Regions from separate parts of the Homo sapiens genome. Here region 2 is linked to region 1. A link is a loop called in an ENCODE intact Hi-C map of the cell type or tissue named here. Cell type or tissue: PC-3. All regions are shown on one strand. Each heading gives the region's core, and the rest is flanking DNA. Links, peaks and the distances in the headings are about the cores only.

Region 1 (6,118 bases), core at 647-5,646:
AAAGGCTGGGATAATAACCCAACATCTTACACCAAGTGTGGTTGAGATAGAAATCCCAGAGATCATGTGATCGTTAAGAAATGTTACAGGTAGTGCTTGTTCATTCTTCCGGGTATCTCTTGTGTGGTTTGCATAGCTGCCTAGCAGTTCAACATTTGGATTTGCCATTATGTAGCAATAATGCAGTGGTAGGCTCCTTGCTGTTAATGCTTTGTGGATTTTTCTGTAACTTGTAAATAAGTTAGCAGATTTAGTCATTTTGCGAGGCAGCAAGTGGAAACAACTAAAACTGTTTGGTGTCCCATTTTGATTAGCGCTGTGTCATCTGCCTCCCACTTAAGGGGTTGTCCCTCTTTTCTCTATTGAAGGAAAATGCTAGTTTGGATATAAGAGTAAATCCTAACGTGCAATGATTCTAAATTAGACTCTTACTAAATGTTCTAACTAGGACATGTTTGAATCAGTGATAATTTCAATAGGGGTTCATGCTATTTTTCCATTACTTTTTAAAAAATGACAAAAGTAACTTGGAAATGAAAATAGCATGTAGATAAATATATAAAGTAAAATGTGAAAGTCCTCCTTCCTCTCCCCCCTTCAAACTCACTTCCCAGAAATAACTGCAGAAAAGCTGTGCATGTATCTAGATATTTTCCTGTTTCTATAAAGATACTCTTATGAAGGTATTTTACATTAGAAATTTAGATGAGAAAAGTGGTGTCTTGCCAAACACACAGTTCTGAGACATGTTGGTTTCACTCAACCATCTTACAACCTGGCTGGACATGGTGGCTCACACCTGTAATCCCAGCACTTTGGGAGCCAAGGCGAGAGGATCACTCAAGCCAAGGAGTTCAAGACCAGCCCGGGCAACAAAGTGAGACCCCCATCTCTAAACAAAACAAAACAGCAAAAACAAAAACAAAAACAAAAAACCCCAATCGTTTGTTTGGCTGGGTGCGGTAGCTCATGCCTGTAATCTCAGCACTTTGGAAGGCCAGATCACTTGAACCCAGGAGTTGGAGACCAGCCTAGGCAACATGGCGAAACTCTGTCTGTAGAGAAAACACAAAAACTATCGAAGATTGGTGGCATTCACCTGTACTCCCAGCTACTTGGGAGGCTGAGGTGGGCAGATTGCTTGAGCCTAGGAGGTCAAGGCTGCAGTGAGCTGCAATCGTGCCATCTTATTTCACTCCATTGCTTCTGTGCAGTATGGATATGTCACATAACTTTTTAGTCAATGTTGAATATTATATTCGCCCCTCTAGGTTTTTACCATACACAGTGCAATTGCGTTGTAGAACAATACAATTGAGAACAATTGTATTATATTTATTATATAAATAATGTTATATGTTATTATATATAATATATATTATTATGTATAACAATTGTATTATTCTCTCTGTATTTTAAAATTTATTTTCTTCATGACTTATGGGATGTACAGGCTCTGGGCTCAGCATCTTGCACGGAGGTGGTGGATGCTATGAGGATAACGCTGCTGGGAATACTGGCTGCAGGTCATATCTGAGAGCAGAACTCAGTGTTTTATTTAGTTTATTTCTCCCGAGGTGGATGGAGCACCCCAATCCTCTCATTACAGTCCTTTGGCAGAGCCAAACCTGGAAGCATCCCCAATCCCAGAAAATCTGTCTAGTTTTTACTTTGAAATGCTGTCCCTCTCCTTCTGGAATTAGGTTATATTGTCTGTTTACCTGGTAAGTAATTAAAATCTCAGTTTCAGCACTTTATAATTAACTAAAGGGAAAAAATAACTCCAGCATGACTTTCTATTCTGGGGGGTTCAGTAAACACCATTGTGATTCGCTAACGCCCCTTAGGAAGATCACTAATAGCTATAAACGAAACAGACCATTAAGCTGAGAACAGAGGTCTCCGGGCAGTTGCAGTCTACTGATTTGCTGATTATTGCTGGATGTTTATGTGACTATGTGCAGTTCAAACCCCTGTGAGTGGGTGAAACATGAGGCTGTCTCCGGCCGGTTGTCCAGGATGTGGGTTCTAAGGCAAAATTTCTGGATTCTCGTCATTCTCTTTTCCTCTATTTTATTCTGTATTTTACTTCTGGCCTCAGCATTCCTGTTCCCCCAAATCTGTGCTGCTCCCTTGTGCTTTACTTCTGTCTTGTGAAGATGTGGATAATGGTCTGCTGGACTCATCACGTGCTCGTGCTGTTCACCCGTTGGTAGTTTGGCTGCGTTGGGTGGTGGCCTCGGCTCCCTCGGACCTCTAGAGCCCTGTTGATGCCGTTACTACTCCTACAAGCCTATGGCTTATGCCTTAGGGTGGTGCAATTTTTTTTTTAAATTATACTTTACGTTCTAGGGTACATGTGCACAATGTGCAGGTTTGTTACATATGTATACATGTGCCATGCTGGTGTGCTGCACCCATTAACTCATCATTAACATTAGGTATTTCTCCTAATGCTATCCCTCCTCCCTCCCCCCACTCCACGACAGGCCCCTGTGTGTGATGTTCCCCATCCTGTGTCCAAGCGTTCTCATTGTTCAATTCCCACCTATGAGTGAGAACATGCGGTGTTTGGTTTTCTGTATTTTTTGTAAGTGCTTCGTAAAAACATTCTGGGCCAGGGAAATGAAGAGATTTTTAGTTTGCGACTTGTAGAGTGAAAAGAAAGAATTTGAATGAGTTACAAATGACCTTTTCAGGAATTGTTGCCCGGGCCTTTCTTCAACTGCCCACTAACTCCGGCACTTCAATAAACCCCCTTTTTTAGAGGCATTTAGAAGGGCTGTGACAAGTGTATTTACAGCAGATAAATTTAGCTCATGTATTTTATCTACATAATCTGATTGTAATTTATATATCTTCAGCCTAGATAAAGGAAATCTATTTCTTATTACCAAATTTTTCTTTTTGTCAACATGACGTGAGTAGGATATTGACTTTAACTGAAGGGTGGTGATTAATCATAGCAGCTTGCAGGGAGATCATTTATTGCTCTGTGTAGCTGAGCGACTGCTGGCAGAGTTGTAAGTCAATCAAGATAAACCCAAGTGGGTTAGTCACTCTTGGATGACGATGGAGGATGTGATAGATTTATTAGCCAAGTTCTCCTTTAAAAATCACTTTACATTCTTAGCAGGTGAATTTGCAGATAGAAAAATACCGAGTCGCCGTCAATGGAAGAATCTGTTAGTTTGCAAAGTAGAGTATAGCTGTTGAAATGTCACAATGAAAGATGGACTACCTAGAGATAGCCATTGGAAATGTTTAGCTCTAGATTAATCTTGTTAAGTTCAAAGAGGGCAATTATGTTCTTAGTAATTCAGGTGCTCGATAGACTGGGAAGAAGAGATTTGTTCTGTGTACAATTACATGGATTGTATAATGGGACATCTTAAGATTTAGAATGAAACAGTTTGTTTTTTTTTTAGGGGAAACTTTGTAATTGTAACCCTGGCTGACAGTTTAGTTTGTTTTGTTTTATTTTGTTTTTGTTTTGTTTTTTTTTTTTTTTTTTGAGATGGAGTTTCTCTTGTTGCCTAGGCTAGAGTGCAATAGCACGATCTTGGCTCACTGCAACCTCTGCCTCCCGGGTTCAAGCGATTCTCCTGCCTCAGCCTCCTGAGTAGCTGGGATTACAGGCGTCCGCCACCATGCCCAGTTAATTTTTTGTATTTTTAGTAGAGATGGGGTTTCACCAGGTTGGCCAGGCTGGTCTCGAACTCCTGACCTCAGGCGATCCGCCCACCTTGGCCTCCCAGAGTGCTGGGATTACAAGCATGAGCCACCGCGTCTAGCCCTGGCTGACATTTTTTGCACACGAAGCCTTTTTTTCAAACCTGCCTGTTTCCTCTATGGAGCTAGCATGTAGTCAGAAAATGCACAGCAACTTCATATGAGCCTTAGCAAAAGAAAATTCTGAAGAAGATCCATTTAGGAAGAGGAAAAATCAGACAGACTTTGCCAAAAGTAAATGTCAGTGATTCCTGAGTTACCCACCCCTTTCATCAATTTCATCACTGTTTTTCCTCATTAGAACAGATAGAGAATGGACTACTGTATTAAAATGTTTAGATGTACCCTTTATCACTGTCTGTTTCTTTCATTGCTTGAGGAGGTAGGACAGAAACAAAGTTCACCTTTCAGCTCAGGAAGGTAAGTGCCTTGGGCACGGGGTGCACTAACCGTGGCATGAGATCCCAGCAGTTGGAATCGGCATCTTGGGACATGGAGTTCTCAGCGCCTGGCATTCATGCCCGGTTTTGCACCTTGTTCTGGTTTGGGCATTTCCCCTCTGGCGTGGGACAGCATGATGTGTCCTTGTCGGAGAGGTCTTTCTGTGTACCGAATCAACATGTGACATTTGGCTAGACAGCATCAAGTTAATATAGATGTTTGAAACTGTTCACCAGGTGCTCTCTCTAAACCAGTGGTTCCCAACTAAGGAGGATTTTGTTCCCCAGGTTATATTTGGCAATATCTGGAGACAAGTTTTGTTGCCACAACTGGAGGCAGTATTATTGGCATTAGTGTGTAGGACCCGGGGTACTGCTAAACATCTGCAGAATACAGCGCTGTCCCCTACAACACAGAGTGATGTGGTCCAGAGTGTCAATAGTGCTGATACTATTAAAAAACCCTGGTCTAGACTGGAGCCATCTCTGGGCTTACTAAGGGCATATTTAGGTCTTTTGGTCTTTACTGGTTTTTCTGGCTGAATTGTCTTTGGTTTTTCATTGTTACAGACACCCACCTCCTCCTCCTCCTTTCTTGAAAGGATTATTATGGATGTAAGAGGCTATGCGTAGGACATTTACTGAATTACTATTTTAACATGAGAGTAAGGCGAGCATATATGTTCCCTTATAAAAATGTAGTAGGGTAAGTAACAAGGGCAGGTTCAGGGTGCCTCAGTAGCTGCTGCGACAGGTCAGCACATCTCAGGGCCTGATGCTGTGATGTTTAATTTTGTTGATCCTGTCACAGTCCAATGTGAGGGACAGACAGCTTTTCCTATACACCCCCGTTCCATGTGCCAGCTATCTTCTATCCTGGGGCCCTGCCATCTTTGTCAGGCCTCGTCCTCCTCTGCATTCAGCTGGAGATAGGAAAGAAAGAGCTTGGAGAAAGCACAGCTTCACTTTTCACGGGTGAGAATCAGCCCTGTGGCTTTAACTGAGAGGCAGCAGACCTGGACAATGTGTACCTGGCTGATGAGACCATCAATCTCTGACATGGATTATGTGAACAGATATTGGTCAGTCCACAAATGTTTACACAGCCGCTTCATAACAGTGACAAAGACCGACGTCTTGCTCCAGCATTCAGGCAGGAGAAGGTCCCCCTTCCTTGCAGGAATAAGGTTAGCCCTTTGTTCTATGCAGTTCTTCAACTGATTAGATGAGGTCTATCCACATGACGGAGGGCTGTCCACTTTACTCAGTCTACAATTTCAAATGTTAGCCTCTTTCGGAAACACCCTCGCGGATGCACCCAGAATAATGTTTGGCCAAATATCTGGGCACCTCGTGGTCCAGTCAAGTTGACACATAAAATTAACTGTCATGACCATTGAACTTGAGGATCCTTTCACATGTTTTCTAGCCATTTGGATATCCATTTCTGGGAAGTGCGTAAGTGTCTTTGCTCATTTTTCTTCTTTCTACTGGTCTGTAGTTCTTTATTGATCCGGCATTAGTTATGTGTTGCAGAATCAGTTGATTGTTTACTGTGCAGGCTTCTGTAGTGTGAGAGAGTTCATGTGTAACTGGTAAGTACAGCATTCATGTCTGCATAATGTAAAAGTGGGCCCACTTTCCCGGTAGCTTCCCCAGCACGTTAATGTTTTACATCAAGTAATAGCCGCTGATCACCAGCTACCTTAGCACAGCTGAAATGAGAGAGCTGCAGGGGAGCCAGGACTATCACATTGCCATTCACCTTACATTCTTTCTGTTGGTGACCTTGGGTCATGTGCTTTTTCTTGGAAGTTTTATGTCCCCATCTCCAGCATCCTTGGACATTTGTCCTTGGCCCCATTAATGTAGCATTTTCAACCCTTCCTTATATTTCTCTCCATCAAGTGACCTCCACCTTTCAATTTTTTTTTTAAGGAAAAGGT
Region 2 (5,559 bases), core at 560-5,559, 63 kb before region 1:
CATTAGATTCTCATAGGAGTGTGACCCCTATTGTGAACTGCATGTGCCAGGGATCTAGGTTGCACGGTCCTTATGAGAATCTAATGCCTGATGATCTGTCACTGTCTCCCATCACCCCCAGATGGGACTGTCTAGTTGCAGGAAAACAAGCCCAGGATTCCCACTGATTCTATATCATGGTGAGTTACAGTATTATTTCATTATATAGTACAATGTAATAATAATAGAAATAAAGTGCACAATAAATGTAATGTGCTTGAATTGTCCTGAAACCATCCTCCCATCCCCTGTATCTGTGGAAAAATTGTCTTCTACAAAACCGGTGCCTAATTGTCTTCCACAAAACCAGTCCCTGGTGCCAAAAAGGTTGGGGACCACTGTGTTACTGTCTCCCTCGCAAGTGACTACACTCAAGTGACTAAAGTTTTTCCTTGAGAAAATTATGGGATCGAAGAAAGGAAAATCAAACCCGCTTGGGGTGTTTTCTCTTTTTTTTTTTTTTTTTTTTTTTTTTTGAGATGGAGTCTCGCTCTGTCTCCCAGGCTGGAGTGCAATGGTGCGATCTCGGCTCACTGCAACCTCTGACTCCCTGGTTCAAGTGATCCTCCTGCCTCAGCCTCCCAAGTAGCTGGGACTACAGGTGCCCGCCACCATGCCCAGCTAATTTTTGTATTTTTAGTAGAGATGGGGTTTCACCATGTTAGCCAGGACGGTCTCGATCTCCTGACCTCGTGATTTGCCCGCCTCGGCCTCCCAAGTGCTGGGATTACAGGCGTGAGCCACCACACTCGGCCGGGTGTTTTCTCTTATGTTTGTTTTTTTTTTTTTTGCCACTGTCCACCCCGAGATGCTATGAGGCTATGATTCCTTGCAGTGATGCCCCCAAGAAGGAAGACTTCAGCTGGCCTCAGTCTCATTACCAGGCTTTTTTTTTTTTTTTTTTTTTTTTTTTTTTTGTGGGAGGGCCTTTTTTTTTTTTTTTTTTGAGACAGAGTCTTGCTCTGTCACCCAGGCTGCAGTGCAGTGGTGTGATCTCCGCTCACTTTAAGCTCCTCCTCTCGGGTTCACGCCATTCTCCTGCCTCAGCCTCCGCAGTAGCTGGGATTACAGGTGCCCACCACCACGCCTGGCTAATTTTTTGTGTTTTTAGTAGAGACGGAGTTTCACCATGTCAGCCAGGATGGTCTCGATCTCTTGACCTCGTGATCCGCCCACCTCAGCCTCCCAAAGTGCCGGGACTACAGGGTGGGGGGACCTTTTTCTAAGGAAAGCTCAAATCACAGTTGAGATCAATAACCGACACCCAAGTCCTGTAAATGAAATAGGCACAATATAAAATTACTCTTTCTCCCAGGAACACTGAATATGTGATTAGAATAAGCCCAGGGAGAGGAAATAGCTCAGGATCTGTGGCCTCCCCAGCAGACACCATAGACAGCATCATCCCAGGGGACACCAAGAAGGAAGTGTGCGGAAATTCCAATGCTGGGATTCCAGGCGTTGTCAGTTGCTGTGATAAAAGCAAGCAGAACAATATGCTGACACAGTGTTCAGTAGATTCCTTGACATTCTTTTTACAGGCTTGCGACGTGAAATTTCCTGATGAAGTCTATAGATAAAGCGGTGTTGCACATTTAGACAGGGTGAGCCTCAGTGGAGAGAATTATGCTGAAAATGTGAGCTTGATTCTTCTTCTTGGCATTTGGTATTAACTGGAGAACCACAGGCTCTTCTATTTGGGAAGGAAAGGAATCAACATTTTTCTTAGAAAAATTCAGGCCTCACTCTTCACGCTGGGAACTGGTCCTGTGTGACTCAATGGTATTCCCTTTTTTCCTTAACCCTCCTTTGAATAGCTGTGGCTTCCCCTGGCTAGGTGATTTGTGTGTGTGTGTGTGTGTGTGTGTGTGTGTGTGTGTGTGTGTGTGTGTGGTTTTTTCTTTTCTCCTAGAGTAACTCTGGCCATCGGGTAGTTGGATGAGTCAGGAGGACCTTTGTGCCGTGAGGACTGTCCCTGCCTGTGGGGTGGCTCTGCAGTTGTGAGCTCAGATTCTAGGCAGGTGGCCACGGTTCCTTTCTGAGTTGTTTGCACAGATGCTTCCAATGAATATACTCATGGTGGAACTAATTTCTAAATCTTAGGATAGTATTAAATGACTATCAGTATTTACAAGAAGAAAGACTTAATGTCTTCTTTCTGTCTCTTTCCACATTAAAAAAAATATCTAGCATCTAAGAAGGTGCTCAGTAAGCATTCACCCTGAATCTGCCAATTCCCGGTTCCTTTATTGGTGTAGTGGGCACAGGCTTTAATATTCAGCCTTGTAAAGTCAGCCTTGTTTCAGATTGTAAAATTGTACAAACCCAAGATTTTATTCCTTAAACAAAGATGTATGGGCCGTTTGTTTATTCCATTTTTCACTCTCACGTCACTTACACTCCAGCTTCTAGTAAGGTATAGTGAGGTATTCTTTTTATGTTTCTTATGAAATATTCTTGCCTCATAAATAGCTTTCTGTTTTCTAAAACTGGATCGCTGCTAATGAACACTGTTTTCTTTTAAATTGTGAAATTTTCTTCGTAGCTTTTCCTAGTCGGTTTTCATGACATCATGGGGAAATACTTCCCACTGGTTCATTTACATGGAGGGAGATTGTCAGAATTTCCTTGATAAAATGTTTATGGGTTTAAGAGGTTTATGAATCAGCTATAAATATTTGCTCTGGGTTTATGAGACCTCTCCCCATAAACATTTTGTGTGTTTTTCTATTGCTCATTGAAATGTCTTTGGAGAATCAGCTCCTTGGGGCACATAGGCCTGGGGAAGGGTTGTACGTGACCCATTTTAAAAGGCTGTATTGTGAATAACCGTAAATTTTGTGCTTGACTTTGTTATAACGCACAGTTCAAGTCATCAGTGCTGGGCATGAAGGTTTGAGTTTTTTTAAATCCCATTCTAGGTCTGACTTTTGGTTACCTTTTTAAGTGTTTTCTTTAGACCAGCAGAGAGGGACAGAGCTTAGTGTTCTACTGATTCCTGCAGGGGAGACACAGTGGCACCCTCTGACCTCCTGGTTAACTTGACTGAATGAAACCATGTGCACTGAAGTCTGTAGAACCCTGTATATTGGGAAATGTAGTTGTAATGAATTAAAATTTGACAGAAACAAAACTTTTGGTAAAATTCTAATAGTATAGATTAGAATTGTATGGAGAATAAAGAACTGCAACCAGCGGTCTCAGTGTTGAGGCTGAAAATTGGAGGCTCTGGTCTCCCCTGATCTGAAGTGATAGAATCATCGAATCTTTGTGGGTAATGGGATGGGTCACTAAAGCCTCTCATCCCAGGTGCTGGTGACTGCAGGCAGTTTCTGAGGTTCCGCCTCAATGTGCGTGTTTCCTTTTTTTTGTTTTGTTTTGTTGAGATGGAGTCTCGCTCTGTGACCCAGTCTAGAGTGTAGTGGCACCATCTCAGCTCACTGCAGCCTCCACATCCTGGGTTCAAGTGATTCTCCTGCCCCAGCCTCCTGAGTAACTGAGATTATAGGTGCATGCCACCACCCCTGGCTAATTGGTGTATTTTTAGTAGAGATGGGTTTCACCATGTTCACCAGGCTGGTCTTGAACTCTTGACCTCAAGTGATCCACCTTCCTTGCCCTCCCAAAGTGCTGGGATTACAGGATGAGCCACTGCGCCCAGCCTCGATTTGCATGTTTGTGATTTGCAGGAAGGAGTCACCCAGGACAACTTGTCCCGTTTTTCAGCAGCTATCATTCTCGGAGTCCTACGTAGAACCTTGTGCCTCCTTCGGCCCAGGACTGAGTTTCATGCCGATGTCTTCTTCCCAGGTGCTCTTCTTCTTCCTCACACGCAGGTTCTGGGAGCTCAGTCCACTCTTCTCCTCTTCGCAGGTGGCCACGGCTTCCTGTGTCTTCCCTTTTCCTGCTTTTTTGGCTGTAGACTGTTTCAGGGTTCACCAACATGGAGAGACAGACTCATCACTTTGAAACCTCTCTAGGATTCTGCAGGAGACACGGGTGGTGGCAGTGGTGGTTTCTGGTGCATGATACAGGTGGGAGAAGGAGGGGGAAAGTACTTCATAAGAGCTCCAGCTTTGGACTCCTGACCCTGATGCTGGACAACAGTGGCTCAGGGTGATTCCCTGTCCTTTCTGAGCTCTCAAGATTGCCCCTGTGAGTATACATCCATCATCGTTCTTGGGAGGATTGTGAGGCAATACCTGTAAACCACTGTTTCATTCTGTTTCGTGTTCCTATAACAGAATACCCGAGTCTGCATAATTTATAAAGAAAAGGTTTATTCAACTCCTGATTCTGGTGGCTGCGAAGTCTATGACGGGCAGCTGCATCTGGTGAGGGCCTCAGGCTGTTCCCGCTCTTGGCAGAAAGAGGAAGGGGAGCAGGTGTGTGCAGAGAGATCACATGGAAAGAGGAAGCAAGAGAGTAACCAGGGTCTTAACAACCCACTCTCGAGGGAAGTCATCCATTCCTTCAAGAGCCAGAACTCACCCCTGAGGGAGGACATTAATCTAGTCATGAGGGATCTGCCCCCATGACCCAGATAGCCCCTGCTAGACCTCAGCTCCCAGCACTGCCACATTGGGAATCAGATTGCAACATGACTTTTGGTGGGGACAGACGACATTCAAATCATAGCAAGCCTTGTAGCACAGAAGTGACACTCGAACACAGCAGAGCTCTTAGGATGTGCCTGGGAGGGCGGTGGCTGCTTTGTAGAGCTGGAAGTTACTGACACAGGCTAGGGCAGGCAGGGGGCTGCAGGAGGGTCTGGTTCAAGCTGAGGCCAGACAAGGAGGATGGAAAGAAGCTCTGGACTTTGTCTGCAGCAAGTTTGCTATCCTTAGATACTGCATCAGGACGTTGGGGCAGAGCAATAGTGCTGAGCTGACGCCTCTGACTAGTGCATCGGAAAGCAAATTTGGTAAGAGGTGCCCAGTGCCGTTGGGAGGCAGGGGACTGTCAACAGAGCCATCAGGTACCACCCTGAGGTGTTTTCCAGGAGACGGCTGCTTTCTCTCTAGTTCACTTCGCTGTGTCTGTGACGCTCTAAACTTCTTGGTGTCATCCATTCTTCACTGGAGGCTGCAGGACCTGTTGACTTATTTTCTCAGGAAGTGCATTTCTGTTTGAAGGGCGTCAATCCCTGGGTGGGACCGAATGTTAGAGCACCACCAAGGAAAGGTTTTCTCTCCTGATAGCTTTTTCTTTTTCTTTTTTGGATGTTTGACTGTAAGTCACTTTATTGAAGCAAAAGTTGAGGAGGCCATTCTAAGCAACTTGGGCTTAGAAGGCAAAATTTAAAATAGCCTTTCAATTCAGCTCTTCTGACTTTACAAAAATGATCCTCTTCCCTCAATTTCTGAGAGTACACAAAGTATTAAGAGAGACTTACTTTTCCTACTTATAATTCAAAAATTTCAAGAAGGCCGGGCGTGGCGGCTCACGCCTGTAATCCCAGCACTTTGGGAGGCTGAGGAGGGAGGGTCACCTGAGGTCGGGAATTCGAGACCAGTCTGC

What was found. A loop is a pair of places that touch in the nucleus more often than their neighbours do. Peaks named below come from ENCODE experiments on the same cell type or tissue, not always from the same donor. Only the 100,000 strongest peaks of a DNase experiment are listed, where the experiment ranks them.
Region 2: a loop joins it to region 1, with 9 times the contacts of the local background. A loop is called at or near these places in 1 of 110 quality-filtered maps.

What each region holds. Positions count from the first base shown.
Region 1 is chr10:7,308,442-7,314,559 of GRCh38, reverse strand. The region is part of intron 4 of SFMBT2 (Scm like with four mbt domains 2); the gene reads left to right. Among named protein-coding and RNA genes, the nearest start is that of SFMBT2, 100 kb to the left of the region's middle. In PC-3, for the core only: no CTCF peak of the experiment used is centred there; a DNase peak (open chromatin) is centred at 3,039; H3K27ac peaks cover 2,667 bases.
Region 2 is chr10:7,372,125-7,377,683 of GRCh38, reverse strand. The region is part of intron 2 of SFMBT2 (Scm like with four mbt domains 2); the gene reads left to right. Among named protein-coding and RNA genes, the nearest start is that of SFMBT2, 36 kb to the left of the region's middle. In PC-3, for the core only: no CTCF peak of the experiment used is centred there; DNase peaks (open chromatin) are centred at 1,963 and 2,743; H3K4me3 peaks cover 469 bases; H3K27ac peaks cover 2,371 bases.